4 separate regions of the Homo sapiens genome follow, and regions 1, 2 and 3 are each linked to region 4. The links are chromatin loops, found by intact Hi-C in ENCODE. Cell type or tissue: heart left ventricle. All regions are shown on one strand. Region 1 has its middle 490 kb from the start of TBX3. Region 2 overlaps LOC105370003 (a long non-coding RNA gene). Region 3 overlaps LOC105370003 (a long non-coding RNA gene). Region 4 overlaps LOC105370003 (a long non-coding RNA gene).

Evidence for each region. Hi-C counts contacts between places; a loop is a spot of excess contacts. Peaks named below come from ENCODE experiments on the same cell type or tissue, not always from the same donor. Only the 100,000 strongest peaks of a DNase experiment are listed, where the experiment ranks them.
Region 1: a loop joins it to region 4, with 3.0 times the contacts of the local background. A loop is called at or near these places in 4 of 110 quality-filtered maps.
Region 2: a loop joins it to region 4, with 5 times the contacts of the local background. A loop is called at or near these places in 2 of 110 quality-filtered maps.
Region 3: it touches region 4 in a loop (11-fold over the local background); 6 of 110 quality-filtered maps call a loop at or near these places.

The regions. Positions count from the first base shown.
Region 1 is chr12:115,171,955-115,179,954 of GRCh38, reverse strand. No RefSeq gene overlaps it. Among named protein-coding and RNA genes, the nearest start is that of TBX3, 490 kb to the right of the region's middle. In heart left ventricle, no CTCF peak of the experiment used is centred here; a DNase peak (open chromatin) is centred at 4,839.
Region 2 is chr12:115,499,618-115,507,617 of GRCh38, reverse strand. All of the region lies in intron 2 of LOC105370003 (a long non-coding RNA gene), which reads left to right. Among named protein-coding and RNA genes, the nearest start is that of LINC02463, 380 kb to the left of the region's middle. RefSeq lists an enhancer at 1-302 and a silencer at 180-474. In heart left ventricle, a CTCF peak has its summit at 3,205; no DNase peak of the experiment used is centred here; H3K27ac peaks cover 1,305 bases.
Region 3 is chr12:115,657,218-115,665,217 of GRCh38, reverse strand. The region is part of intron 1 of LOC105370003 (a long non-coding RNA gene); the gene reads left to right. Among named protein-coding and RNA genes, the nearest start is that of LINC02463, 230 kb to the left of the region's middle. In heart left ventricle, a CTCF peak has its summit at 3,719; no DNase peak of the experiment used is centred here; H3K27ac peaks cover 1,897 bases.
Region 4 is chr12:115,750,291-115,758,290 of GRCh38, reverse strand. All of the region lies in intron 1 of LOC105370003 (a long non-coding RNA gene), which reads left to right. Among named protein-coding and RNA genes, the nearest start is that of LINC02463, 130 kb to the left of the region's middle. In heart left ventricle, a CTCF peak has its summit at 4,957 (motif pointing right); no DNase peak of the experiment used is centred here; H3K27me3 peaks cover 1,238 bases.

The sequences.
Region 1 (8,000 bases), 580 kb after region 4:
TCCTGTGTCATGGGGGCCCCATCCCCACCTCCAGGGCCTGGTGATATGGGATCAGCAATTTCCTCCGCCCAGCCACACGGATCAATTATTCACCAGCTGCTCTCAACCTCCCCTTTCTACCTCAGGGCAGAGCTCTCCAAACCTGACCACCCTCCTTTGAACCAGAACTCTGGAATTATTGTTGGGGGATCCCAATCGCTTTTCTTTGCTTCTTGTCCTGGGAAAGCTGGGGGGTGGGGTAGAGGGCAGGTGTGCATTGTAGGTTAGGGCATAATGAGGGAGAGAAGGCGAGTTTCAGAAGGATGTGTGAGCTAGACCTTGGCTTCCCTGAAGCTCGGCAGCCCTCAGAAATATCATTTTCATCTTCATCATCATTACCATTTTCATTCTTTTTTTTTTTTTTTTTTTTTTTTTGAGACACGGTCTTGCTCTGTCACCCAGGCTGGAGTGCAGTGGCGCGATCTCGGCTCACTGCAACCTCCGCCTCCCAGGTTCAAGCGATTCTGCTGCCTCAGTCTCCTGAGCAGCTGGGAATACAGGTGCCTACCATGACACCCAGCTAATTTTTGTATTTTTAGTAGAGATAGAGTTTCACCATGTTGGTAAGGCTGGTCTCAAACTCCTGACCTCAAGTGATCCACCCATCTCAGCCTCCCAAAGTGCTGGGATTTCATTGTGCACGGCCCATTTTCATTCTTTTTCATCCAATACTACCACTGCCTGTTTATCTCCACCTTCTCCTTTTTCTTCTTCCCTTCCTCCCCCTCCTCCTTCCCTTCTCCCTTCTCCTTCTTGCCCTTCTTCTTCCCCTCCTTGCTCTCCTTTCCTCCTCTCCTCCTTCTTTTCCTCCTCCTCCTCTTTCTCCTCTTCCTCCCCCTCCTCCTCCCTGTCCTTCTTCTCCTCCTCCTCCAGTAGACAATAGTGCTATACTCCAGACTCCCTTCTATATTCTGCTGCTATCTTCCCTTTCTGGGCTCCTATTCTACTTGGAATTTTAGGTCTCTCTTCTCTCTACCTCCATCATGATTCATAATTACTCCAAGTTTTAGAATTTTCCTGTTCCTGCTGTCTCCTCACCCCTGCTACCCACGCACCACAAAACCTACCTATTCTGGGTCCAGTGGGCTCAGTGGCATTTACTAGATCAGAACAAACTGTGAACTAATTGCAGCTTTTCTTGAACTTCAAAACCTGGGACCAGGAAAGCCCAATTGTAGAGAAGATTGAACCATTTTTAGGGTCTTCAACAGTTGAGGGGATAAATTGAAAACAGGTCAAAATAGCACAGAAGAACTCTCCACCCTCTTTGGTTGTGTTCCAATAAAACCAAACCAAGGAATATTTAAGAACTTAGGCCACTTTGGGGGTATATGCCTTGTTCATCCCTTTACTACACTGCACCATTCTATTAGAAATAGCCTCCCTGAATACCTGTACCCAACATGGCCATAGTTGATTAGATCATAATTAGCCGTTTCTAATGCCAATCAGAGTGCCTTTCGAAGGAATTTGGGATGGGCATTGCAGGAGGAAGTCAATGTTTCCATAAAGTTGGAAATATGCCATGTGGTAAATGGAAGTACGGGGGAGTATTCCCCAATATTTCCAAGCCCACATGAGCAAGGAATGTGAAATGATGATGATGGGGATGGTGGTAATAATGATAGTGATGATCGTGGTAGTAGTGGTGGTAGTAGCGATGATGAGGGTGATGCTGATGGTGATGGTGATGGGTGATAATGGTGATGATAGTGATGATGATGGATATGGTGGTGATGATGCTGATGGTGATGATGATGGTTATGGTGGTGATGATGCTGATGGTGATGATGGTGGTGATAGTGATGGTGAGGATGCTGATCGTGATGATGATGGTTATGGTGGTGATGATGATGGTTATGGTGGTAATGATGCTGATAGTAATGATGATGGTTATGGCAGTGACGATGCTGATGGTAATGATGATGGTTATGGCAGTGACGATGCTGATGGTGATGACGATGGTGGTAGTGATGGTGATGATGCTGATGGTGATGATGGTGGTGATGGTAATGATGATTATATAATGATGATTGTGGTGATGGTGATGATGATGTTTATTATAGTCATGATGGTGGTAATGGTAGTGGTGGTGATGATGATGATGATGGTAGTGATGATAATGATAATGGTGATGAGAGTGAGGATAGCCAAGATATATTGAGCACTTACTCCCTGTCAGCCACTTGAGGGGTTTATATACATTATTCTTTAAAGCCCTATGAGGTAAGACAGCCAGAAAGTGAGAAACAGTGTTTTACCTTATAGGTAAGAAAAGTAAGTTTTCCTAAACACTCAGAATTTGGAACTGATGGAGCAAGGGAAGCCCTTCAGCCTAGAAAGAAGAAAGAAGCAAGTGCAGGAGATGGAGAGAGAAATTTCCGCAGGGTCCCAGTTCTAGGCCTTTCTTTTCCCTACCTTAACATCTGCTCTGTGGTTCTATGAGACATTCCAGTCCCATTTTTCTCAAGCTTCAGTTGATTTCTATTACTTTTAACCAAATGAGTGTTAGCAAATAAAGGCACTGAACTTTCTGTAAAGAGGCAGTGATTCTTCCTAATAGAGTATGTGGTGACTTTTGAAAAGATAACTTTGAACCAGAGCCAGAACTAACATTAGACAAATGAGACGCTTAGGGCACAAAATTTAAGGAGGTGCTTATTCTCAGGGTCGTGTAAGTGAAGGGCTGGCATTTTCACAGGCCTGAATGTGAGTGCCTCCTTAAATTTTGCATGCTAGGCTCCTTGCTTCCCTCACTCTAGGCTCAGCCCTCCTTTAAACAACTTCCTTTCTTTTTCTACCAAGAATTTCTCCAGCTATAAAGTGAAGAAATTGAATACAGGACCACAAAGAGTCATTTGGGGCGTGATATTCTGACTCTGGCAAATAAATGACATACTTGCTGCAATCTCCACATCCTGTGTCTGTGGCAGACATCACTAATCAAATGTGGCCTCTTTTTCCTGAGCCTGAGCATGTTATCAGAATCCATCTCCACCCAGAGCCATGAAGACCTGCATCAGATATTTAGATTTGGCAAAAATGAGGAACCCTCTCCAAGAGCAGGAGCTGCTTTCTCAAATCTCTCTCCCCAGCACCTAAAATGGTACTTGATCCAGATGAAGCTCTGTGTATATTTTTTCATTAAACTAAAGCCTGGCCAAGAATGTGTATGGAGAACTACTTGCCTTTGCTCTCATATATAGGGACTTACTGTTCATTTGAATACACAAATATGCTCTCTCTCTCTCTCTCTCTCTCTCACACACACACACACACACAAACACACATGCACTTCCATGTGCAATGTATTATGGCCTACATGTAAATTAAGGCTGGATTGAGATATTTAGAGGCCCCAAACAATGAAAAGATAGTGATCTCTCCAAGTCTTATAAACTTCAAAATAATCATTTAAAATCAAAATAATAAGAGTCCAGAAGTCCAAAAAGTTCTGCATTTTGTCATAATAACTACCATAATTTATAAATAATCAACTATCAAGGTCATTAAATAAAAGGATGGGAGTTTGGTGTCTATGATTTGCTGGTGGCCAAGTATGCCCTGAGATTTTGTGGGGAGGACAAAAGTAGCACTGTAAACAACCTCATATACATGAGTGTGGACATGCGCACATAACAACACACACTCACACACACTCATGTGTGCACAGACTCAAAACATTTACAATTACACACTTACATGAGCACAAACATCCTAAACATGCATACACATGAGTTACCTTACATAGATTACACACATGTATGTACTTGGCAAAGCACACATACCTATAAATGCACACGATGGCATGTACATTCTGCCCAAATATATATACACACATACATGCATACAAGCTCACTCACGCATCCATACAAAAATGCACATGTATGTGTGCAAAAGCATTTACCTGTACATAAGCACGCACATACGCACACTGGCCCAGCCTGAGACCTCATACATACCATACCTCGTGCTCATATTCACACATAGACACACTATACACACGCTGTGATGGTTAATATTGAGTGTCAACTTGATTGAAGGATGCAATGTATTGTTCCTGGGTGTGTCTGTGAGAGTGTTGCCAAAGAAGATTAACAGTTGAGTCGGTGGATTGGGAGAGGCAGACCTGCCCTCAATCTGAATGGGTACCATCTAATAAGCCTCCAGCAGAGCTAGAATAAAAGCAGGCAGAGGAACGTGGAAGGATTAGAATGGCTGAGTCTTCTGGCCTCCATCTTTCTCCTGTGCTGGACACTTCCTGACCTTGAACTTCAGACTCCAAGTTCTTCGGCTTTTGGACTCTTGGACTTACACCAGTGGTTTGCCAGGGGCTTTCAGGCCCTCAGCCACAGACTGAAGGCTGCACTGTCGGCTTCCCTACTTTTGAGGTTTTGGGACTCACACTGGCTTCCTGGCTCCTCAGCTTGCAGATGGCTTATTGTGGGACCTCACCTTGTGATTGTGTGAGTCAATTCTCCTAATAAACCTCCCTTCATATATACATCTATCCTATTAGTTCTGTCTCATTAGAGAAGCCTGACTAGTACACACACACACACACTCCCCAGTCACAAATGCCCAAATTCACACACACATACTCCCACACGCCCACAGACGTACAGGCACATGCAGATGCACACACACACATGCACACACACACGCACGGTCTGCTAGCCTTCCAGCATAAGCCCCCAGGAAGGCTACCCCTCTGCAGGCTTGTGCTGTCAGGGAGCCTGGTAAGAATCATCGGGGCAGCTCGACAGTGATAACAATTTCCAGAGCCAACAGAAGGAAGCCTAATCCACAGTGAAAAGCTGACAGGGCGGGCGCCTCTGCGTGCTTCCTGCCAGCTCCTGCTAACTCAGCCTAGCATGGGGAGGTGGCAGACTCTTTGTCCCCTCAAGCCATGTCATCTCCTCTCTAATGATGCCAACGTTTTGACAAAGCCGAGCAGCACAGCCGGTAGGTGTGAAGTTGGAATTAATTTTCTTTTGGAAGGTCAAGTGCATTAATGAGCTTTTGGCTGGCTGGTATTGTTCTTTCTACCTTTTTGCAAGATGGAGAGAAAAAAAAAGAAAAGAGAGAGGAACATTCTTTCCAGGAGCTGTTTTGTTCTTCCCTTCTCCTCCCTTCAGAAGTCTTGGCTCCTTTTCCAGAAGCCCAGTAAACCCTGTGGGCAGACACATGGGCTCAGATAAGGCCTGCCTGGTAGAGTTTATTCCAGCCACCACATTTGGAAAGTCTTACCAGGATACCCACCTTGAGAAATAGGGTGTAAGTAAAGAAGAATAAAATATACTCCTCAGTATTTAAGGCATTTAAATAGATAAAAATTTAGAGAAGCAGATGAGTTTCATCATATATGCCAATTCTGATTGATTAGTAATGGCTGCCCACAGCTGTGGAGAAGACATTGTGGCCACTTCAATGGGCAGGAGGGTCATGATTGATTAGTGACGTCTACCTTGGATATCACCTAAGGCAGTTGTAGCATGCAGAAAGCTATTTTTTTTTCTAAAAGAAATTCCTACAATTCAACATGTTGAACATAAATAGAAAACTCAGGAAATAGGTATATTTAAAACCTTAAAAAAATTTAAAAGTAGCTCATAAGGAAACTTAAGGAAGAAACTATATGTAAAGCAAGAATTGTAAACTCAAATGCCTTTAGAAGCCAACAAGGTGACATGAATGATTAATGTAGCCCAGATGGGGCCTCTGCTGAACTCTCGAGTGTATTTCTCATTTAAAGAGGGGAACTGCTACTTCGTTGAATTAATTTCTGCCATGGACGAAGAGGGGCCAGATATTGTCACACCCACAATTTTTGTTTCCAAGATAAATCAGAAATATGGGTGATTTTTACTGTTGCCAAAAATTCTTTCTTTATGTTTTCCAAATCACTCCATAGGCTCCACAATATCTTGGATTTGTCAAAAAGCAGACAGTTTGGGCCTGTCTTTTAGAGTAAACTGGGTGTAGTATAGGAGAAAGCTCTGGTTATAATGTTTGGTGTAATTCCACATCTGTTTTCCCCACCAGGCTTCATACTCACTGTGGGCGGAAAGCATACGTGTGTGTGTGTGTGTGTGTGTGTGTGTGTGTGTGTGTGTGTGTGTGTGCATGTGTCTAATTCATGATTCTGCACCAGCAACTGCAAGCCTGGTACACACTAACACTCAGTAAGTACATATTATATGAATATATGGGTGGACCAAATCTTACCCTAACCTATAAAGTATGTTGCGTGGCCCAAATGTTTCCAAGGTTTTTTTTTTTAACATTACCTTCTCTTCTTTAACTCTGGGTGGTAAAGAGTATTTCCTCTTATTCTACCTTCAGTAATAAGAATCTGATCTGTCTACATCCAAGCTCTACCTCTTACTACTGTGTGACTTTAGGCGAGCCACTGCACTTCTCTGAATCCCAGTCTCCTGACTTGTACAGCAAAGATCATCATAGCGCTTATCTCACAGGGCCGTCATGACAATTAAACTGAGTGAGCCTGTGTAGTTTGTTTTGTTAACCAGGATAATTTTGAGAGTGGATGGCAACTCTGTAAAGAATTGGTCTGGGACATGGAGGATAAGCTGGGATTTTCCCACGTACCCCAGAATGTCACCCTAAGCTGTAATAAATAAGCTGATCCATACAAAGCACTGGGGACAGTGCCTGGCATTTAGGACTCAGCAGTGTTAGCTGACATCACCAGAGGACCCCCCGTCAAGCTTCTGTTCTACTCCCTTTTAGTCCTTTGCAACATGGAGTAATGAAAAGAGCTTAGTCTTCAAGGTTTTCAGTTCTGCCACCTGAACCTCAGTTCAGCCAAAGCCTAGTTGAGCACCTATTTTGTGCTCTGCTCTATACTACAGCAGAGATAGCAGCTAAGTCACACATGAAACGCTGCTAATAATTTGGACAGGCAGCATATGTCAAGGAAGAAATGGAGACTCTCTGGCAAAGAGAATAGCTTAAACAAAAGGTGAGTGTTCAGTTGGCGGGCTCTTAGGCATGATTCAGTGAGGACCAGATACGCAAAGGCTGCAGATATAAAGGGTTTGTGAGTCTAAAAATTCAAGCTCTAAAGATGGTGTGCCTGGGTTTTGGACACATTTCTTGTCTTTTACATCATCCGTGAAAGACCTGCCAAGAGAGGGTTGTGCACCGAGACGCCAACATGAAAACAACTAATTTTCTTGGGAAGAATCTCAAAGACCAGTGACCTAACTACCAGATCATATTTTAAAAGGATGTTGTAAAGTTCCCTTGTTAAGAAAGAGGAGGAGAGATAGTCACCACCACCACCACCCCACTTTTATTACTGTTTATTATTACAGAGATCATGTACAGAGAAGGCAAACTTAAAAAAACAAATCCTCCAAAGAAAATGAAGCCTTCTTTCTAATCTGGGAAAACTCAATGGGATTTAACTGAGATAAAATTCCAGTCTCCTGTCTCAGTGACCCTCCAGCAATTGCTCTGCAAATGTGGCATTTGCTCATGTCCATCCTCCACATTTTGTTCATCTGTTCCTGTCTCCCAAACAGGAGGATGCTGATGGGGCAGACACACAACTTGGTTGTGATCAGAAACAGCTGGGGGCTCCTCAAACCCTGCACCTTCAGAATTGGATACCACCAGGGCCTGTCTGACTTGCTTTGCTTTCTTCCAGCTTACGAGTTTCTCTGAAAGATACCAGCCCAGAATATGAATGCCTCTACCTGCATACCCAGAATCCGAGACAGGCGTTCTTGCAAATTTCATCTTTCCAAGAATACTTCACTTGCCCCATTCTTAGATAATTCAGTCTCCCCTTTTCTTGCTGACAATTGTTGCTGGGATCACTGAAGAACTTATGCTATATCATGGTTCATTTCATTTGTTCTTTCACTGGGCAAGTGTTTAATGAGCATACACTATATGACAGATAGTATTCTAGGCACTGAGGATACAGTGGT
Region 2 (8,000 bases), 250 kb after region 4:
TAATTCTCCATATTTTTCAGATGAAGAAAATAAGGCTCAGCCGGGAGCAGATAAGGTGCCCCAGGTCACAGAACTGGGCCTTGAACCCAGGTCTGTATGGCTTCAAAAGCCAGTCCTCTTAACCACTGGGTTCAGATGGCTCTTTGTAACAATGAGCAGCATGAGAAATGGACAGAGGAGGTGAACTGGGGGCAGGCACACTAGAGTGCTCCCAGTAAGTTGAGTCATGTGACCTTGGGCTGGTGCCTGTAATCGCTAAGCCTCTTTGTCCTCATCTGTAAAATAGGATAGGTCATCTTAATGCTTGCAATCTCATCCATCTGCCTGCAGGAGATAGAATCTGCCCTAGATGGTTCAAACTATGAGAGTTTAATTAAGGGACTACTTACAGCGGGGTGGACAGGGTTAATCACATGAACATGAGGTGCTGAGGCATCAGGAGTCTAGCAACAGTGGAGAGCTGTTCACATCCATAAGCTGAAGTAGGAAGAAAAGAAGAAGGGTTTCAGGAGCCCAGGCAGGGCCGGGGTCATGGTGGATGAGTCACCTGGCACAGGTCAGGGACGGACACACCCCTCCAGAAATGTGGTTCTGAATTAGGGAGGAAACAAGGAAGAAACACCTGGCTTTTCTCCTTCTTCCCTTTGATCTCCTGCCAGTGCTTCCTATTAGATGACCCCAGCTAGAAGCAGATCACAGAGGTGCTAGGAGGTGTCATCCACAGGGGTCAGCTTCAGGGGCACGGGACAGAGAAGGGTAGAGAATAGGGGGAGCTGGCAAATGGAGACTAACTGCAGGCCCATCTTCTAGGGGTCCTTGTGCAAAGGGAATAGGGCTTTTTTATGGAAAGCATCTGGTCTGCAAGAGGCACACAATAAATGAGTTCTGTGACTGGAAAGGGGTCCTGATCCAGACCCCAAGAGAGGGTTCTTGGATCTCGTGCAACAAAGAATTTGAGGCAAGTCCATAGAGTAAAGAAAGTGAAAGCAAGTGTATTGAGAAAGTAAAGGAATAAAAGAATGGCTACTCCATAGACAGAGCAGCCCCAAGGGCTGCTGGCTATCCATTTTTATGGTTATTTCTTGATGATATGCTAAACAAGGAGTGGATTATTCATGCATCCCCTTTTTAGGCCATACAGGGTAACTTCCTGATGTTGCCATGGCATTCGTAAACTGTCATGGCGCTGATGGGAGTGTAGCGGTGGGGACGACCAGAGGTCACTCTCGTCACCATCTTGGTTTTGATGGGTTTTGGCCAGCTCCTTTAATGCAACCTGTTTTATCAGCAAGGTCTTTATGACCTGTATCTTGTGCTGACCTCTCATCTCATTCTGTGACTTAGAATGTCTAACCTTCTGGGAATGCAGCATAGTAAGGTCTTAGCCTTATTTTACCCAGCCCCTATTGAAGATGGAGTTGCTGTTGTTTAAACGCCTCTGGCAGCTCTATTTTGCAAAGTGTGTACTCAGTGCCAGACACAGGGCGAAGCCCTGGAAATCCTTGTTGGTATACAGTGGTGTCATCTTTTCACAAGAGGCAAAACGGCATCCCCACAGAGGTGGCAGATGCTGGAGCCAGAGAGCCTGAATCCAGGCCCTGCTCTTCTGCTGCCCAGTTTTATGACCCCAGGAAATTCATTTATTCTTGTGCCTCAGTTTCTTCATCTGCAACAACAGTACTACCTACACTTCACAGGGATTGGGAGAGGATCGAATGAGTTAAAACATGTGATGCTCTTACCCAGTGCCTGGCCCCTTGTCAGTCCTCAGTAAATGCTGGCTATGATATTTCAAGATGCTTACATTCAAGAAGGGCTGTCAGACAAATCAACTAAGTGCAAAGTCTGATGTGTTTTCGCAGCGTAAGGAGTAGGTATTGATTGGGGAGCACAGACAGGAAGCCTGTTTCGATCAAGTAAGACCTCTCTGAGGAGGTGATGTTTAAGCTGAGACCTGCTGGATGAGTGAGAAGCTTCCAGGCCCAGAGAAGAGTGGTCTGGGCAGCAGAAAGAGCAGGTGCAAAGGCCCCGAGGCAGAAACAATTTGGGATGTTCAAGGAATAGCAAGAATGCCATCAAGGGGAGGAGAAGAGTATTTGGGGTTAGAGAAGTGTCATGGGCCTTGTAGGCCAGTGCAAGGAATTTAGATTTTCTTCTGGCAAAAAAAGAAACTCCTGGAAGGGTGTTACAGTGAGAAGCGACACCACCCAATGTGCTCATCTGGGTCCTCCAAGATGCAGGTGCCAAGACGAGATTAAATGTGGAAAGCTTTTTTTAGGAGAAGTGCCTGTTGGAGAGAAAATGGAGAGAGAGCTGGGAAAGGCAGGAGAGCTAGCTGGAGGACTGGTATACAGGTCTGATTCCTAGTGAAGGAGATACAGAGAAGCTTGGGTGGAAGCATCCCAAGCTGCCAAGCTGTCCAAGAAAGATTCATCAAAGCCATGGGGAGCCCTTGAACTATGAAAGGAATTCTGCGTCTCCCAGGAACGGGCCTGCCTTAGTATGCTGCCGTTTTCAGACATTGGCTGGGGATGGCCCACAGAACACACGGCCTCCTGTTCATGCAGGGAGCTCCAGAGCGCAGCAGCTGGGCCCTTGGGCCATTGGGCTCCCTGTTCGTGTTGTTCCACGAGGTGCATTTTGCCCATTTGACTAGCATTTTCAGAGGTGCACTTGGGCCATTCTAAGAAGACAGGCTGAGAGGGTGGACAAGAAGTACGCTGATGACTGTTAAAAGCTCTAGTGCCAAAGGCCTATGCAGGGGGCTGTATGGGCAACCCCAGATGGGGCTCAGTGTGGAGGCCAGACAGAGGTGTGTGCCTCCCAGTGAGCTGGGCCCTGCCTGGCTCCATCCCTGCCTGTCCAGCCTGCGGACACCCCCACAAATCCCCTGTCTCCCCAGAGGAAGTCAGGCCTGTAGCCTGGCTTCCTGCTATTATGCCGTTTTTACAGCCTGGACTTGATTTAGGTGTTACGCTCTTGCTAAGAATATGCGCTGACACTTGAAAGGAACTTTATTATTGTCCTAATTTGTGAAGAATTAGTCGTTGCTTTTTTTTTTTTTTTTCCCTGCTCCCCTTTCTTCTCTGCAGGGTCAGGCTGGAGCCGAGTTATTGTTGTTAAATTTAGATCTGAAACTATATTGGGCCTGGGCTGGTGTCTCTATGCTTTCACTTCTTAAAACAGGAAGGAAGGCCCCAGCTAGGGGGTTTCATAGAGCCGAGAAGCTGCTCTGAAGGCCTTGGGAAATGTGTTTTGGTGGAAACCACTAGATATGCTTAGAAAGGACCAGATTCAGAGAGCGTCTTGGTGTGGTTAAATTGAAAGATTTTTCCCTGGCCTTCTGATATGCCTGTGAGCCAGGTCTGCAACTATGGTAGGTTACAGCATGGGCAGTGAAAGCCACCTGACTTTGGACGGGGAACTCCTGCTCAGCTGCCCCATTGCCTCAGTTTCCCCATCTGTAAAATGAAGATCATGATATTACCAGAGGCTGGTGGTGGATTAACTGAGGTAGCATTAGTAAAGTGTGTAGCGGAGTGCCTGAAGCATGCGTAGGTAACGTGTGAGCTCTGGGTTTCCTGGCTGGTGGAGCTCAAACTTAGAACAAATCAAGGAAGGTCTCAGAGATAAAAAGAATTCTATGGTAAAGCATTAATTGATCAACGGAATGAACTTACTAGTTACTTGAGAATTAATACCAGCAAGAGTTATTAAGAAATAGCAAAAATCATTTTGTGATACTAGCTAATGTTGACTGAGTGATTTCTACATGTCTGGAACCAGCTAAGTCCTTGATACATGAGACAGCGCAGAGCATAGTGACGAGTGGGGCTCTCAGATTACTCGGTTCACAATCCCAGCTCTGCCACTTAGCAGCTGTATGGTCTTAGGTAAGTTACTTTACCTCTCTGAGCCTCCGTTTATTTTATTTATTTTATATTTTGAGATGAGATCTCACTCCGCTACCCAGGCTGGAGGGCAATGGCACAAACATAGCTCACTGTGGCCTGGGCAACAGAGCAAAATCCCATCTCAAAATAAAATCCAATATCTTGACTGGAACCTTCTGAGAAACCCTCAGCCAGAGCCACCCAGTTAAGCCACTCCAGAATTCTTGATTCACAGAAATGATAAGATTTTTTTTCTTTTTTAAGCAGCTAACTTTTGGACTAACTTGTTACACGACCATAGCTAACTATATGACCTTATGTAATTTGCTTGACCTCTCTAAGCTTCAGTATGATCATTTGTAAGATGGGAATAATAGTCTTTCTCTTAGGGGATTGTGGTGTTTAAATAAAATAATTTTGTAAATAATAGCAAATGTATAAGCAGTTTTTTCTAAATACCAGACACTTTACATAAATTAATTCCTTAAAGCATTGACAAATTACCAGAACTTTAAAGTGTTGGTAAATGGTTGGCCCACATCTGAAGTCTGGACTAGGGTGAAGGATCTGCCTTGGCTGTTTGGTAAGAGGCCTCAGTTTGTTGCCATGTGAGGTTCTCCTCAGAGCTGCCTGACATCCTCACAATATGGCAGCTGGCTTCCTCCAGAGCAAGTGATTCAAGAGAGAAGGAAGAAGCCATACTCTCTTTTATGACCTAACCTCAGAGGTGACATACTATCACTTCTGCCATATTCTGTGGGTCACACTGCCCAATCCTGATACAACAAGGGAGGGACTTGAACAAAGTTGGGAATGCCAAGGGGTGGGAAATATTGAAGGCCATCTTGGAGGCTGCCACCCTAGTCACCCTGTGGGTAAATGATGGAGATAGGAATTGAGTTTAGATTCTGCATTCTGCCTTGATTGATGTGTCCTGCATCTACCACACACCAGGGACCCAGAGCCTTTAAGGTGCTCCCAGGCCAGGAGAAAACTGATGAACAATGGAGCAATTGCCTCAGGGGCAATTGAGTTTAGAATGTGGACTGTGAGAGCTCAGCAGAGGGGGTCCTTGTGCAGACTGGGGGATGAGGAGAGTTATGCTGGCTGAGAGGCTCGAGAAGAGCAGTTGGGGAACAGGAAACAGCGTATGCAAAGGCCCAGGGGTGAGATAATGGGGTTTACTGCAACTGAAGCATGGAGTTCCTCTTGGGGAACTGTGAGAGATGAGGATTGAGAGACATCCCAAGGGTCACTTTCCATAAGGACATTGTAGGCTATATTACAGAGACTGGGCTTCATCCTCAGGGTAGTGATAGCCATTGAAGGTGTTTGATAAAAAAAGAAAAATATTCAAGTTTATATCAGCCACAGGAGCACAGGACCTGAGATTAGAAATAAGACATCAAGTCTCCATTGGCCTTTGGTTAGACCATCTTCGCTAAATCCCTGCCCCACTCCTAGCTCCAAGGTACTCAGATCTGTAAAAGGGGGACAATCATTATACCGACCTCATGGGCTTGTGGGGCCATGGAAGTGAGAGGCATGAGGATGAATAGGAAAATGTAAAGGGCTCGACAGATGGGAGTTCTCCTCTGAAATCATTGTAGAGGTGTTGGTGAGGCAAAGGATAGGCCAAGAGACTGAGAGATCAAGAGTGGGAAAATGGGAGACACATTGGCTTTGTCTCCAAGGCCCCCTCTGCAGCCAGACTTTTCTCAAGATACCATTCCTACTTGCCCATCAGTGGGGTACGGGCAGGAGAGGAAGAGCCAGGACAGGTCTGAGAGCAAGTCCCTGACCCTTGAGCTACATATACTTGAAGAAAAGACCTCATAGAAGTGGAAAACCCGGCACTGCCAGAATCCTGGCTTCTCTCTTTGCAAGCTACATGATCTGGAGCCACCAATTAAACCCACTGACCTGGGGCCACCAGTTAAACTCACTAAGCATCCATTGGATCATCTGTAAAATGGGGATGCCCATGTCAGCACCATACGGACAGGAATCTTTTCTGCCTTGTTCAGCATTACATTCCTAGTACTACAGCAAATATTGGCACACAGTAGTTGCTCATTAAATGTATGTTAAATGAGGAAAGGAATTTTCACTGCATGATTATCTAGAAATCTAGCTTCTATGGCTATGGCTCTATGGTGAGATCTAGCATGTCTATCCCTCCTTATCATTGTTTATGCTGTTCTCTTGTCCTAGAATACTCTTCCCCGTTTCTCCATTCATGCAAGTAAGCCAAGCCTTCAACCCGACTATGTTGAAATGGCCTCTGCTTCTGAGTTCCCTATGAATATGTAAGGAAAAACCCCTGGACCCACCACCTACTAGATCTGTGACCTCAGGCAGGATCTATGACTTCTTTGTGACTCAATTTCCTTATCTGCTAAAATGGGGATAATGTTTCTACTTATAACCCATAAGGTTGTTTGAAGGTTAAAAAAGATAGTGCCCAGCACATAGTAAGTACTCAAATGTAGTAGCTCCAAGTTTTATTAATTTCCCCCTCCAGGAGAATCCAGAATCCTTGGTGCTTCTGTAACTCACCCTGCTTCCCACCATCCTTACTATCATTTCTGCAGGGCTTCGTTTTCTGTCATTTCTCCAACAAACCAAACACACTCCTGCCCACGCAATTCCCTTTGCCAGAAACACTGTTCCGTCAGATATCCACATGACTGACTTTCTCACTTCCTTTAAGTCTCTACTCAAATGAACACTACGGTGATAACAGGCCTTCTGGACTGTCCACTTAAAATTGCATTGCTCTCCCTATTAAAATAGATTCCATTCTCCAGTCTTAGTTTTCTGTGTGGCATTCATTTCCACTTGAACACATCTCATCTACCATATTCATTTATTCACCGTATTTCTTTTGTTTTCCACCATTCGAATGTGAGCTTCTGAGGGCACAGATTTTGACTTTTATATACATGCTGTATCCCCAGTGGTTGTTGAATGAATTAATAAAAGAGTGAAGGATTGAATAATCTATATAAGAAAGGGGAGGTTTGGGAAGGAGGGCATTAGGACAAATACGTAATGTATGCAGGGCTTAAAACCTAGATGACAGGTTGATAGCTGCAGGAAACCACCGTGACACCTGTATACCTATGTAACAAACCTGCACGTTCAGTACATGTATCCCAGAACTTAAAATTTAAAAAAATTAAGGAAAGAAAAGAGATGTTTGTTTCTTCCACTGTCTTTGCCATATATAGGTCCTTGAAAGTTAGAGCTACTGGTCTTCCTTCAGATGAGAGGAAGATAAAGCGCTCAGAGAGGTAGAAGACTCCTCCAGAGACCACAAAGCCAGTAACAGCAAATACTTAAATATCATTCACTACATACTGAGGACTGTTCTAGACTACTTATTTTGTAAGAGATGTGTATTATTTACCCAGGGATGCTATAAAAGAATGCTAGAAACTAGTTGGCTTAAGCAACAGAAGTGTATTGTCTCATACTTTTGGAGGCTTGAAGTCCAAGTTCAAGATGTTGGCAAGGCCATGCTCCCTCTGAACACAGCAGGAATAATTTGCTCCAGGCCTCTCTTCTAGCTTCTGGTAGTCCTTTGACTTGTGTCAGCGTAACTTCAGTCTTCACATGGTGTTCTTCCAATTTGCAGGCCTATGTCCAAATTTCCCCTGTTAATATTGAATTAGGGGCCCATTTTACTCCAACAGGACCTCGTTTTAACTAATTAAATCTCAATGATCCGATTTCCAAATAAAGTCACATTCTGAAGTACTAGGAGTTAAAACTTCCACATATAAAATTTGGGAGGACACAATTCAATCCAATAACAAGAAGGAAACTGAGGACCATTATAATCGTTTGCCCAAAGTGAACCCAGCTAGTAGGTGGTGGAGTCACTGTTTGAAGCCTGGACACTCTGACCTGGAACCATGACGCTGAATGCAACCGTGAACTTGAGCACCCAGAACCAGGTCTGAGTGCTGTGTTTTTGCATTGAGTTGGCCTAGAGGGAAGAATGGTCACGGAGGTTAAAAGAGGAGATGATTATCCAGGCAGGTGGTTAATACCCAGAAGCTGGGCTATCTGTCAACATACAAATGAGGAAAGCACTTCCCA
Region 3 (8,000 bases), 93 kb after region 4:
GTCCTTCTGTGCCTGGCTTATTTCACTCAGCATAATGTCCTCAAGCTTCATCCATGTTGTAGCATATGGCAGGATTTCTTTCTTTTTAAAGGTTGAATGATATTTCATTGTATGTATATACCACACTTTATCAAATTATTCATTAATGTTTCCACCTCTGTGCTACTGTGAGTAATAATGCAGTGAACATGGGTGTGAAAATATTTCTTTGAGATCCTGTTTTCAATCCTTTTGGATAAATATTTAGAAGTGGGATTGCTGGGTTGTATGGTAGTTCCATTTTTAATTTTTTGAGGAAACTTGATATTATTTTCCATAATGACTACACCATTTTACATTCCCACCAACAGTGCACAAGTGTTCCAACTTCTCCATGTTTTTGTTTTTAAAATTATTATTTTTGATAATGACCATCTTAACAGGTATGAAGTGATGTCCCATTGTGGTTTTAATTTGCACTTCTTAGATGATTAGAGTTGCTGAACATATTTACATATACCTGTTGGTCATTTATGTCTCTTCTTTGGCAAAATTTGTATTCAGGTCCCTTGCCTTTTTTTTTTTTTTTTTTTTTTTGAGGCAGAGTCTCTCTCTGTCGCCCAGGCTGGAGTGCAGTGGTGTGATCTCAGTTCAATGCAACCTCCACTTCCTGGGTTCAAGCGATTCTTCTGCCTTAGCTTCCCCGGTAGCTGGGATTACAGGCACGCACCACTACTCTTGGCTAATTTTTGTAATTTTGGTAGAGACAGGATTTCACCATGTTGCCCAGGCTGGTCTCAAACTCTTGGCCTCAAGCTATCCACCCACCTCAGCCTCCCAAAATGCTGGGATTACAGGCATGAGCCACCGCACCTGGTTCCTTGCTCATTTTTTAAATTGGGTTATTCAATGCTTGTTTGTTTTTTTGCTGTCAAGTTGTAGGAGTTCCTTATATATTTTGAATATTAACCCCTTATCAGATATATGGCTTGCAAATATTTTCTCCCATTCCATAGGTTAACTTTTCACTCTGTTGATTGTCTCCTTTGCTATAGAGAAGCTTTTAGTTTGATGTAGTCCCCCTTGTCTATTTTTGGATTTGTTGCCTGTGCTTTTGATGCCATAATTAAGAAATCATTGCCAGTTAACTTAGCTCTTGACTGGATACATTCCAGAGTCTTTGATAGGGAAACTTCCGTACCTCTACCATTAGTGGCTTAAGGTCTCTGTCTCAAGTTGAGTTTTTCTAGAAGCATCTAGAATTTGAGGACCAATAGTTTAGTTGGGAAGTGATTCTAGGAATCACTGGTAGGGCAGTAAGGAAGTGAAAATAATGTATTAACAAGCAAGTTACAACTCGGAGCAACTGGGGCTCTATCCCACTGATTCTGGGTTGGCAGATAAAACACAAGGCTCCAGTTAAATTTAAATGTATATAAACAAGCAATTTTTTTTTTTTTTGAGATGGAGTTTCGCTCTTTCACATAGGCTGGAGTACAGTGGCACGATCTCAGCCCACTGCTACCTCCGCCTTCTGGGTTCAAGCAATTCTCCTGCCTCAGCCTCCCAGGTAGCTGGAATTACAGGTGCCCACCACCATGCCTGGCTAATTTTTGTATTTTTAGTAGAGACGGGATTTCACCATGTTGGCTAGGCTGGTCTCGAACTCCTGACCTTGAGACCCGCCTGCCTTGGTCTCCCAAAGTGCTGGGATTACAGGCGTGAACCACTGTGCCCTGCCTAAACAAGTAATTTTTTAGTGTGTGTCCCACATATTGCATAGGGCATACCTATCCTAAAACTTGATCATTGTTTATCTGAAATTTAATTTTAACTGGCTTACTGTATTTTTATTTGCTTAATCTGGTAATCGTACTCTAGGGACTTCTGGGAGATTGTATAGAACATCCTTCAGTGTTGTCTCATCTCTGAGTTGAGAGGCAGGAGACCTGAGCATTTATCATCTACCTTATATTCATCATTGGTTGAGGGCTACCCTTGGGCTAATTAGCTCATGAAATCATTCTGAACAGATGAAGGAGATGAAGAATAAAGGCTTCCCAACCCCAGTAACCAGAGATTCTCTTCATCTGCCCCTGTCTCATGACAATGTGGAACATGGCAACAGAAAATGAAGTTTCTCCCTGCTTCCTCCCTCTCTCCCATCCTGTTGTCCACATAGTAATGTGTATTGAGTGTTGTTTCGGTTCTGGATGCTATACTTGGTCATTTTATCTATATCAGAGGTGTCAGCCTATTTTAGCCTGTTTTTAAAGCCCTGTTTTCAATTCTCAGGAGAAGGCACGGTTTTGCTTGAGTAGTCTTCCAACATTCTATACTGGCAACAAATTCTTCATGTTATTTAATGTTTTATAATTTACAAATCTTTATTTAAGTGCAAATGAATGATCCTTTTATCTGTATGGTATAGCAATTTTGGGCGTGAACTTTGAACTCAGACAGAAATGGGTGTAAATTCTGCCCCCAGGGCTTGCTAGTTGTGAGATTTAGAAAGTGGGCAGATCATTTAACCTTTCTGAGCTTATGTCCCTTGCCTGTGGAGTGGTGATGAGTATGGTGCTTATTGTATAGGGTTGTATGAGAGCCTGTAGAAGCTAAGTCATGCTATAGTAATGACCTATCCCTAAATCTCAATGGCTTAGAGCAACACAGGGTTATTTCTTCCTCATGCTACGTGTTCTTTGCACATTAGCAGGGGCCTCCTCTCTGTTATTCTCACTGTAGGACTAAGAGCAATATTCACATAGACAGAAGATGGTTCAAAATAAATTAGATTAAGGAGTTGGAGCAACACCCACTTTTTTTTTTTTTTTTTTTTAACCTGATGGAGAGTTTAGTTCATCTCTAGATAATTCCAGATGGGATTTTCAAGGTCTGTCTTCAGTGGTGAAGATGACTACCTTAGGGACAAGCAACTGGATTTTGAGTACAAGAAGCTTTGGGGGAAGTGATTCCACCAGGAAGTACTGATACAGAAGTAAGAAAATGAGAAGAGAAGGGAAAGGTGCCAGTACAGGGTATGTTAGTGGGCAAATATGACTCTCTAGGCAGCAAGGGCTCAATGATGACCAAGACCCCACTAACTGGCATGGCACTTGCCATGGTGGCAAGGAGAAGATTATGAGCGTCAGGGTCATACATAGGCAATTAAATGTTCCAGCAAGGCAGTGACAGGCATAATTTTAACCCACACTATATTGGCCAGAATTAATCACATGGCTCAACCCAAATGCAAAGAGTATTGGATTGTGCAGTTGCCCTAAGGGCTGAAGGAGAACCAGACATATGGTTGGGCAGTGCTTATGTCTATCAAAGATTGTTTCTGGGATTCAATGAGATAGCATTGCAGGGATTCAATGAGATAGTACAGAACCTGGCATATAGCAGATGCACAATAAATTATAGCTGCTCTCTTAATTATGACGATGTTTGCCCCATTAGAATCTGAACGTTTTAAGAAAAACCTTCTCTTCTAATAATGCTAATGTTTACTACTCAATACTTTCAACATGCTGGAGACTCTGTCAAACAGCATCCTCACAACAACCCCATGAGGTAATGATTATTTTCCATCCTATTCTTCAGTTGGGGAAACCAAGTCTTAGTGAGGTTAAGTATGCTTCTCAGGCTCACAGCAAGTAAGTGGTAGAGCAGCCATCAAAACCCAAAGCCCATGCATCTGGCATCACACTCTAGCGTCTCCTGTCTGTACTGCCAGCACTTAGCATTGGGCCTTAAACAGAGGAAAGGCTCTGAATATTTGCAGAACTGACTGAAATAACTTTTTTTTTCTGACTTTGTAAGTGCCTCAAAGACCTTCCAGCTACTCTTTCCTCTAACATGCCTTCTCCTTAAAAATGGCAAGGTGCCCAGTCTTTCCGGACTGTTGGCCAAGACAATCTTCCTTTTGCCATTTAATTACTGTATGTAGTTCCAAGATCTGGCATTCCTCATCACCCAAATTCCCTTTGGATCTTCTTCTTTTCCTGGTCAAATATAGAGATATCTCTCCTGTCCTCATTACAATTCCAGGGCATATTTATAGGTACTATAATTCTTCCTCATGTAAAAATAAAAAGTGGGCAATAAGTTCCGGAAATGTCCTAGACTATTAGAACAACCTCCTTAAAGTTTTAAGTGCTTGCTAATATCTAAAATTGCTACGCTCTTAGGGTTCTGATCATTTTCCTATCCTAGCCATCTTAAAAAGTATATTGGAATTTAATTTTGGGGGCCCTTTGGGAATTTAACTACTTCTCCTTCCCTTTATTCAGTTAAAGGCTGAAAATATCAGCTGGCTCTTATCTGATTCTTTCTCTGTTAACAGTATGTTGAGGAAAGCCCCCTCCCACTCTGCGGGGTTTTTTTAAACCTTTTTTTTTTTTTTTTTTTTTTGGTGTGTGGTGGGGTGGTCATGGTAGACAAATAAAAATAATTCTGAGGTTATCTGAGAGCTGACATTCCATACAATAGCAATAAGAACGTTTTCCAAATTTAAAACTCTGATGGAGGAAGTGGGTTACAATAGGAGCAACCTTTGACCCTGACCAGTCATAATGGTTTCCTGGATTCAGAGATATTATGGGTTGGAGCCAAGGGTTTCAGCAGAGAGAGCACAAGGTGTGTTAAACTTAGAACACAATGTGCGAGTTCCGGGTGGGGCCGTTGGAGGACATCTTTCTTTCTTTCCGGTGGAAACGATTCCTTTACAAACAAGGAACTGGGTCTTTCCCACTGTCCGATCCGTGTCCGTGTATTTGTTCTGCTGCTGATTTTAAAAGGAATTTTGCATGTTTTTGAGATCTCCAGACTCTGAAAGTCTTCCCTCTGGGGACCGTTTCTAAGGATGATTCATCCCCCAAATATTTATTGAGTGATTACTATGTTCCAGGTCCTGTTCTAGATGCTGAAATATAGCAAAATGTAGAAAATCAACCAAAAAGCCCTGTCCTTGGGAAGTTTCATTCTATAGCACAATTCCTCAACCTCAGCACTACTGACATTTTGGGCTGGAGAATTTTTTGTCGTGGGGGCTGTCCTGTGCATTGTGGGATGTGTAGCAGTGTCACTGGCCTCTACCTACTAGATTCCAGTAGAGCAAAAAATTACTCTTTTTGCCCCCAAGATATGTCTGCAGATGCCATTCTATAGGGAGCAAGAATAACTGTTCTAAAGGGAGAACAGTTCTATAGGGACAGAGACAAGACTGTAAACTGTGAACTATTTAATACTAAATAGGTAAATGATAGTCTGTTGATGGTCAATACATATATAGAGTAGGTGAAGGGGAGTTGAGTCTCACTGGTGCGATGGGGATGGGAGATTGTTGTAATTTAAATGGTGTGGTTGGGGAAGTCCTTATTGAGAAGGTGACATCTGACAAAGACTTGAAGGAGGCAACGAAGTAAGCCATTTGGTTATGGAGGAAGAAGATCCCAGAAGGAGACAACAGCCAGTGGAAATACCCTGGGTATGCACTGGGCTGTCAAAACAACCAAGGGAATCAGTATGGAGTGGGGGGAGCTGGAGACAGGGCCCAGAGGGGAGGCAGGAGATAAAGGAAGTGTTCAGACTCTGCAGCATGGAGGCTTTTGTGGCCGTCGTCAAGGCTTAGCTGTTCTCTGGGAGGAAAGGAAACCATTGTTTTATTTTGAACAGAAGTGTGATAGGATCTGCCTTAATGTTTTAACAGGACTACTCTGGTGGCTGCTGCCTTGAGAACAGAATTTATGGGGGCAAGGAGAAAAGCAGGGCCATCACAGGGCCATAACAAGTCAAACGTTGACATCAGGCAACAGAGGGGCCTGGCCAGATGGCTGTAGGCTTCCACACACATCCTTCTCCCCTTCCATAAAGACGCATATACAGGTCAGCTTGTAGCTTCCCCGGTATGGTAGACCATCAAGGGAAATTAAGTGTGAATTTGTCTTATTTTCCTTATTGCCTTTTGTTGTTAGACTCTGTCACAGGTAATGTCCTGATTTTCATTTTAGAAACAAAGTATTTGTAGGTGGAAGATCAGATTCCCAGGTAATTATAATAATTAATAATGCATGATAGAAATAATAAACTAACAAGCACTTATTATATGCCAGATGCTATGCTAAGCTCTTATTATTCATTATCTCATTTAATTCTGTCAACAACCTTATGAAGTAGGTACTCATCATTTCTTCCACAGTCTAGATGAGGAAGCTGAGGGTCAGAATGTTTAAATGATTTCTCCAAACTTTCAGAGCCTCAAGCCTCATTGATTGGTGTGGGAGAGGGATGAACAGCCAGCTGATGTGGAAGGTGGAAGTTTCATGATTGCCAGGGACACCAGCCTCATGTTTGAACCCCCTCCCACCTCTCTACTGAACTTGTCCTAGAGACAGCAGAGAGGGGTGACAGACATGAATGTAAAAACTCCTCTCCCTCAACTCTAAACCTTGTTAGCTGGAACCAGAGATGGTGAGGTGTAGGTGGAAGGCAGTTTAGAACTAATTCCCACCTTTAATGGATGGGGCTGGGGAGCATTGGAATTAATAGCTCAGGTTCTTGAATCCATAGACCCAGGTTCAATCCCAGCTCCACCATTATGGGCTCTGTGATCTAAATCAGTTACTTCACCTCTCTAAGCTTTTATTTCTTCTCCTCTAAGATTGGAATAATAATCATATAGATGCTATTTGGTGCCCTGCCTATAACCCTGTGCCCCCTCTAACCTCTCAAGCCAACTACAGCTTAGATTGACAGTTGCCAAAACACTGACATTTAGTCCTCTGTCTAAGGGCTGTCTGACTGCAGATATGTGCTCAGCCCAGGATGGTCAGAAGTATCAGAGAGTTGATGCCCCCAGAAGCAATGTCAACCAATGAGGAATGGGGTGTGGTAAATAAATACCCCTTATTTATCCACCCCATTTCCTCCCTGGGCCAACTCTGAGGTGTGTTCTCACAGCCCTTCAGGGGCCCATGGCAAGACCAGGCCCCAGTTACCCACCATGGTAACTGCTCAGCAAGGCACCCTTTATATCTGCGCTCCTGCCTTTTATTCCCTCCAAGACTTCCTGGGGTTATCCCCAAATAAACCACTTACACACAAATCCTTATCTCAAGACCTGTTCTGGGGGAGGAAACCAGACCAGGACAAGTAGTGAGTAGTGATCACCTCCTTAAATTGCTGTGATGGTTAAGAGAAAGTACATGTACAGTTGTTAAGTACTTAGCATATTGGCAGAAATATATAGAATAAACACTGGAAGAAATGGTGATGATGATGATAGTAATGAGGAGGAGGGGGGAAGATGGAGGAGGAGGAAGAAGAAGAGAAGGAAGAAGAAGAAGGAGAAGAAGAGGAGGAGGAAGAGGAGGAGAAAAGGAAGAGGAGGAGGAAGAAGAAGGAGGACGAGGAAGAAGGAGGAGGAGGGGAGGAGGAAGAAGAAGGAGGATGAGGAGGAGGGGAAGAGGAGGAGAGGAGGAGAAGAGGAGGAAGAGGGTGATGAAGATGATGACTGTGATGAAACAAAGGCCCAGAATGAATGAAGTCGGTGGCTGATTGTGGGGTAACAGGGTGTGGGGGCCAGGCAGGCAGATCCACAATGGAACCATCTCCTCTCCACATTTTCTCCTGCCCCCTGAATTCATGGAGCTTCCTTTGGTGGCCAGTGCTCTCCAGGAGATACCCTCCCCTCTGCTCCCTTACCCCTCCTGAACAACTGGCAGTCAGTGAGTCAGCTGAGTGCTCACCAAACACCATTCTGTTATAAGACTTGGTGGGAGGGACCAGGAATTTTAAAATCCAGTCCTTGCCTGAGCTATTCCTCCTTCATGTGGAAAGCCAGATCTTCTATCCACGAATGTCCTTCCTCCTATTTTCCTCGTGGACTTTCACCTCGGGTTCTGCCACTGGACAAGTGGGCACAGAGCCTCGGGACAAGTCTGAATGTGTTGTCTCAAGACTGTTATTCAGCTTCATGTGTGAGGTGGTTGATTTCCTGTCTTGCTCATTCACTCCAG
Region 4 (8,000 bases):
ATTGTAATTAACAATCTAGTAGTAAAGTAATGATCTCGAAATCTACAAATGGTATGGCACTAGAGGTTTAAATATTTGACAATGTGTTGGGTCCTATAATTTGATTCTGGAACTGAGACTTTCCTGAAGGGAAGACTCCCTAACAGTTAATGTATTTCTAGGCATAGACCAAAAGAAATCCATTGACAATTCTGGGTCCCCTTCTATCCCAGTTCTCCAGCTTTTCATTCCATCTGTGTTTTCTCTTACTTTCTCTGTATCCCCAGTTTCTCTCAGCTCAAACACCCTGCTATTCTGTGATTCTTCTCTCTCGTCCAATACCCTTCCCATTGAAAAAGAAATTCAGCTTATCCAGAGATAGCATCAGCCATTGGGATTAAAATGCAGTATATACGTTTCAGGTGATGTGCTGGAAAGATCAGCAAAGATATAAAATATCCAAGGGAAAACAAAAGAAAAAAAATGGCAGGCAGTCTAACACCGGCTAATAGTTAAATAACAATTTGATGTTTAGACATAAGAGGCTGAAGTTAGGAAACTTGAGGTTCACCCATACATTCTGGGCTTCGAAATCTGCCATCAGTAAAGGGGCACAATGGTGTGAATTTTTAGCCAAGCATCAGTTGAACCTTGAATTTCCTGGGTTTTTGTTGGACCGTATCACAGTGAAACATTATATTCTTTTCCCCCAAATATATATCTGATTTCCTTTACAAAGAGCAAAAAATATTTTTCCCACCAAGCTACAAGAAAACACATGTTATCTTTCCCAATAGGGCATCATCTATTATTGGTCTTTTGGAAAGCTAAAAAAAATGCTTCAAACAATATTCTAAACCCGTTTATTGTGTTTTGTCAGATGAAAAAAACTGATTTTGATTTATTATTTCATGTAGATATTATATAGACATTTGTGTTCGACATTTCCTGAGAAATATTTCCGTTTCTGAGGTCTTTTAAAAACGCACTTTTAGAAAACTTTATAATTTTTTTCTGTGCATGTATGTGTGGTGGCAGATGAGGAATTCTTTTAAGATCCTTCATGTTTAAGATGTTTAGTAACTAAAAATAATTTACTGGGAAATTATGAACTTTATAAAAGACCAACATTTGCTGAGAGTCAATTGCTTCCAATAGCCTTTTATTAAAGCCATTTTTCTATTCTTTCTTCTTATAATTACAGAATGTTTTAAATATGAGTAATTATACCTTGACGTATCTCGTGATTTAAAATGGACTTTTGAGAATGACGGCAAAGTGGTTTCTGCATTTCGTAATTCAATACAATCAAAAACAGTTAAAAAATATGTATACAACTGGATGTGTTATTCTTTCAAAAATCAGTCGTAAATATAGACCTTTTTTTGGGCGGGGAGAAGGGGTGGGTGAAATTTCAGATTGGAACGAAGTTACAACCCACATCAGGAAAATCGGCCCTTTAATGAGAGAAATGAAAAAGTCTTAATCACCAAAACCCCTCCAAAAATGACACTTTGAATTACATCAGAACTCTACATGGCAATGCAAAACGAGAGCCTTTCATCTGAAAAGTGAAATACTTAATGATTTCAATCAGTTCGTACCTCCCCTAATTTGAGATCTGCATAACGTATTCAGTGCCTGGATTTCTTTCATATCTCTAAAATATTTATAAAAACAATTCATTCTCTTGTTTTCTACCTACCTCCCCCCCTTTCAAGATGAAGGTAATTTGTTTTCTCTGGTAGAAGTTGCAGAGGGCAGCGGGGGATTGGGGAAGAGCAGTGTAGTTATAGAAAGCACCAAATGGCATTTCCAAGCTATCTGAGAATATTAACGTTTGAGTGTGTCAGATCTGCCCAGGGGCAGGAGGCTTAAGATCATTTTTCTCCGCTGAGGTTTAATGATTGAATGCATTTTGTCTGAAGGAAAAAAAAAGGAGGAAATAAATTTTTTGAAAAAGGTTTATATTTACAGAGAGTGCCTAACGAACTAGTTAACATTCTTACTATCAGGAAAGCCTAAACCATTCATAAATAAACCATTTTAAACCACCTTTACCCACATGCAGCACTCTTTCTTTCAGCTCCCTTTAGCAATTTGAAGTACAGGAGATTAAAGTCCTTTGGAAATTTCCAAGGTCAGACCTCAACTAAAATAGGATTAAGGGGGTAAGGGCGGGGGGGAGACAAAAATGAAGAGAAAGGTCTTATTCCCTTTTCCCCCTTCTCCTAACTATCTGAAATAAATCGGAAGTTATTTCTCGAAATCCTCCTTTCCCCTGGCCAGTGGCAGCTCTTCAAAAGCTTCTGAGACTGTTTAAAATTTTTCCTATCCCTTCCTCCCCCCATTGTAAGAAAAACAAGTAGAGTGAGGAAGGGAAGTTAAAAGGTTGACGTTAGGGTCCCTTCTAGGCAATACTCCAGGGAGCACTGTGACATTAAGAACTTTTGCTGAAAGCAGCTGCTAGTTTGATCATTACTGAAAGAAGAAAAATTCTGCAACATTGCAACCATTTTCTCTTTAGATGTTCCAAACCAGTATTCCAACAAAGGAAATGAAAAAGGGAAACCCACTCTTTCTCCCCTTTTCTTTCTGTGTTCCATATGTAATGTTTAATTTCGGCACCAAGGACATACAGCTTTGAATTAGAAAACACACAAAGATAAAACAGCTCTCCTGCCCACAACTCTGTAAATGTTTCTCTTTCTTTCTTCTTCCCTTCCTTCTCTCCTTCCCTCCCTTCTTTCCTTCCTTTTCTCTTTATCATCCCCCCATAAATGTTTTCCTCTTTCTTTTCCATTTTGCCTTCCTTCAACTTCTCTCTCCCTTGCTTTCTTCCCCCATCTGTCTTTCCTTCTCATTTCTAATTCCTCCCTACACATAAACAACGACAGAAACCACAACATCTTTCAGTCTACCTTGGTTGCATTTGTTCTTGCTCTTAATTTGATCCATTCTTTTACAGTCTTCCTGGACGTTGCTTGCCTTTTTGTTCATCAGATTTCAGCAAGGAGAGCTGTCTCGGTACATTTTGATAGATCTTAACAGTAATTATGTAGGGACTTCAAAGCAAAACTACTTATGTGCGCTCTCTTTTTCTCTATCTTTCTGCATGCGAGCGTGCAAACACACACGCTATCTCAATCCTAACCCCACTAAATCCATACAACAAAAAAATCCTTTTTAAACAGGGCAGAAAATTATGTGGAAATTAGCAGCTGGTATTTCGAATGTATGGTGATTGCAGAAACCTCCCCAAATTTCTGGGGGAAATAATGAAAGGACCCTATAAAGAAATAGTGCTTCTTATTTGACTAGTCTTCATTTAAAATGTTTTCAGTCATGCTTTGAAATTTCAACATTTTAGACTAGGGATCATGAATAACCTGCAATGATAAAAAAAAAAAAAAAAAAAGAGGCTGAGAGATAAATTAAATAGGATCTGCCAACATTGGGTCTGGTGCTGACATACGATTATTCCTAAATTGAATGATTTGGTCCTAGCAAATTTGTGCCTTTGAATAGGCCATTTTATGGCAAAGTACAAATATTTTAAAGAAGAGTTTTACGTATTAAATATTAAAAAACTAGACACAATTCTAGTTTTGTGTCTGCCTTTAAATAATCAGAGTTGGGCCATCAGGTTTCAAGGAAAAAACATTCATTCAATGAAATAATGAATAGCAAAGCTGGATGTTTCATTGACGAAATGTTTTCCAGGGATTTTGACTTTATTATAAATGAGGTTTTATCTCAGGAACTAAAAATACTAGAAAGGAAGGAAATCAACGAAGGGGCTGAAAATACTAGGAAATATTAACCAAGTCCTCCCCTTGAAGAAAGATCTGGAATTTGTAGATGCCTCTGAAAGTCTGAGCAAAGTACAAACAAAAGAAACTATTAGAATCCCAAAGACTTGTTCAGTGTAGAAAGCTTATACACATCCGACTAGTGAATGTGTCTTCTTCAGGGTGGGTGCTTTTGAGGATAACAGATCAAAACATGCACGTGTATATATGCAATGTGTATTACTTTTCATATATTTGTCAAAATTTACGTAGATGGCCATCTAGGAAAACTCCTACATGGTGCAGTTGGAAAGAGAGTATTTGATTTTTGCATGTTATCGACATACTTCCTGAGAATATTACAAATAAAAACATGTCATCCGTTCTTCTAAAGAAAGACATCTTTCTTCTCTCTATTGATTTTGGCAAATTTACTGTCTAATTTGAAACCTGAAGTAATAGAGGCAAAATAAACCCTAAAGAAGGACATCTAACTATGGGATTTTCCATTTTCTCTCTAAGAGATGGCACAGTTATTTAAAAAGGAGAACTCCCAGTGTTTCCTCTGGTTTTAAAGGACAACAAAAAATGTAATAGCCTGGAAAAAAGAAATGAGTCCATTTGATCTTAAGTAGAAATGCTTATTTTCATGGGAAACGCCTATCAACCTGATCTTGAAATATACCTGAATGAGCTGAATTCTTGCTCCTTTGGCAGCGCACTCATTCATTTCAGTTTCTTCTATTTTATTTTATTTTATTTTTTGCCTTTGTTCTGTTATGGTCTCGTAAGCTCTCAGAGGATCATAAATCTTTTTGCAAACTGTGATATGCTGATTTGGAGATCCAGATTAAAAGTGTGCAAAATTGGAGTTTCAAAGAGTTGCTATTATTATTATCTATTAACATAACACTGTAATAGTAATAACAAAAACATCAATAATAAAAGCAATTATAAAAGAGTCAGTCTTTCCCAGATTTTTCATTTTGCCTTTAAATAAAAAAAAAAGTGAAAAGAAGGCTTTGTTTCTAAATGCCTATTCCCAATAATGGAATAATGAGATATTAATATAGTAAAAAATTCATGCATTCCTATGCCTGAAGCTATACCATTAGATTCTTTTGGCAGCCTTGAAATGGGGTGGTGTGGGCATTTAGTGGTGTGGGCTAAGCAGGAAGATGTCTTATAAAAATAGTCAGCAGATGGCACTCCAGCCTCTGCTTACTAGTTTTGGACCTGATTTGGTTGCTGTGCTGTTCTTGGACGTTCAGACTAGGTTAGGGACAGGCACTTTGGGCCTGCTTTTGGATAGTTGAAGATACTGTCAAGAAATATAGAGAAGGAAGAAGGTAATCAAGTCAAGGAGCTGTATTTGGTGGTTGCTGGGCTGGCCGGCTCTTAAGAACCTTTTGCTAAAGCTAGAAAGGAACCATTTATCTTGGTATGGGTGTATTTTGCCCTGCCACACTGGGCGGGAAAAAAACTATTACGTCCTCAGATTATTCAGATTCTTTCAGGGATTCAGGAAAGAAATGAATTCTTTGGTTAGTGGTATAATTACAACACCTTCACATGCCCCGTGGTAATGGAAGACATTAAAAAAGTTTTCCTCAAACCTTTTCCCAAAAATTTCTGCTGAATATAAATCATCACAATAGGAATGCCGGTGGTAGTGGGAGAAAAGGGAGATGATCATGTGTGGTTGTGTGTTTGTGCAGTTGTGTGCATGTGCAGGGCATTGTTAGACATGACATTGTTAGAAATGGGAAGGCAATTGACAGAAGAATATGATGTTGAATGATGAGGATAATGGTTGAAAGCAAAAGTGACATATATTATGAAGGTAGAGTCAAATTATCTGAACTAAAACTGGGGATGCATGAACCAAAATTTTTTCTTGACCACTTCTCAGTGTGAGAGGCAAGGATGGGAATTAGTTCAGAGGCCAAAAGACTTTAAGTTCTGGGACAATGGATGATTATAGAAACACTGCTACAAAGCATCTAAAGTGGGAAGAGTCCTCAAAATCGGGGGGTGTGGGGTGATGGTATTTGGCCACCAAAGTTTGGGGAGAAAAGGGAAAAAGAAGTTTTCATTTTCACAGAGGATTCGAGGTCTTCAAAACACAGCTTCCAAGTGCAGTGAAAACCTCAATGTACTGGAACCTGGCCAATCAGAGCCAAAAAGGCAAATAACCAGGAAACAAGTGGCTATCAGGAATGTATTAACAACAGAAATAACAAAACTTTTTATGATACATCCTGGAGTCTAAGTGAACCAGTTCTTTATCTCTTTTGCATTTTCTGCAGCTCTAATTTTATATAAGACAGAAAAATCTATTTTTGTTTATTCAACATACTATTTTAGAATTACAAAATCTTAGTTAGAAAAGCTGGCGGTAGAATCCAAGCCCTTACTCAAGAAATGAATTCATCCCAGTACAGAAATAATAATTGTGGATCATAGGTCCTTTGTTGGAACCAGAAACTGTGCTTGGTGTTCTACATTTGTCATCTCATTTCATCTTCATCAAAATTCATGAGAGAGGTCTGTTCTCCCACTTTATAGGTGAGGAAACAGTCTCAGAGAGGTTAGGTCATTTGCCCAAGATCACATAGCCTGAAAGATAAAGCTAGAGTTTAAACACCTGGCAGAGTGAGCCTCAAACTAGGACATTTAAGCATGGTTTTCAAGTATACATTCTGAGGCAAGAAAGGGCTCTCTGTTAATGAAGAAAATCCATTGAACCAAAAGTCCCCTTGACCTTTCCTGGAGCAATGTCCCAGGGGAGAGAGATATTTGAGGTATTGAGAAATGGGAAGTGAAAACTTACTGTCCTAAGGAGATGCCATTTGGGTGGAGGCTGAGAGAAGCCAACAATTCTTTTTCTTTTAAGACAGTCTCACTTTGTCACCCAGGCTGGAGTGCAGTGGCGTGATCTCAGGTCATTGCAACCTCTGCCTCCTAGGTTCAAGCAATTCTTCTGCCTCAGCCTCCCCAGTAGCTGGAATTACAGTCATGCACCACCATGCCTGGCTAATTTTTATATTTTTAGTAGAGACAGGGCTTCACCATGTTGGCCAGGCTGGTCTCGAACACCTGACCTTAAGCGATCCGCCTGCCTTGGCCTCCCAAAGTGCTGGGATTACAGGTGTGAGCCACCGTATCAGGCCCAACAATTCTTGTATGGCAGTGAACTTTGCACCACAAGTCTCATAGAACAGAAGGATATCCAAGCCTGCTTAGGCCAGGCATGGTGGTTCATGCCTGTAATCCCAGCACTTTGGGAAATTCAGGCAGGAGAATTGCTTAAGGCCAGGAGTTTGGGACCAACCTGAGCAACACAGTGAGACATCATTGCTACCAAAAAAAAAAAAAAAAAAAAAAAAAAAAAAAATTAGCTGAACAAGGTAGTGTATGCCTGTAGTTCTAGTTACACAAGAGGCTGAGGCAGGAGGATTGACTGACCCCACAATGTTGAGGCTGCAGTGAACTGTTATTGTACCACCACACTCCAGCCTGGGTGACAGAGTGAGACCCCGTCTCTTAAAAAAAAAAAAAAAAAAAAAAAAAGTCCTGCTTACCTGATGAAGTGCCATATGGGATACAATAAGCCAAGGGTAAAATGGAGTTTTCTCAGGCTCAAAATTTGGAGGGAAAAGACTCTTCCAATTTTTCTGGCTCTCTTTCACTTTCCCCCACCATCTCAGTCCTAGTTCTTTGGAAACTGCCACACAGGATTACAATTGGAGGCCTAAGCCAGGGTCAGAGGGCCCTCCTGTCCAAGAATTTCTGCCTTCTTATTTGTTTTTCTTTTGCCTTCTGTCCTCACCCCAACCTTCTCTGTGACTTTGAAGGTTCCTTCCAAGTCTCTTGTCTTGGAAGCCACATTGGTTGGTTAAAGCTCTGAGGCAAAGTTAGCTTGCTTGGAGAACTACGAGCAGACCTGTTTGGCTGGAATTACTTTGTAGGAACAAGTTGATTTCCTTGTTGGAACAATACTTGGAGAGATTGATTCTTCTGTGCACCCTGGGGTTGGGAGTAAGGATTGGACTATGACTGCCTTCATTATAATGTTCAGTACCCTGCAACCCAACCATTCTAAGGAGGAAAATTCAACTTCTTCCTACCTGGACACTTCCTCCTCTACCCTGCTCCCATTTATATATTCACCCTGTTCATGCAACAACTACTCACTGAGGGCTTATTATGTGCCAGACTCTAAGACTC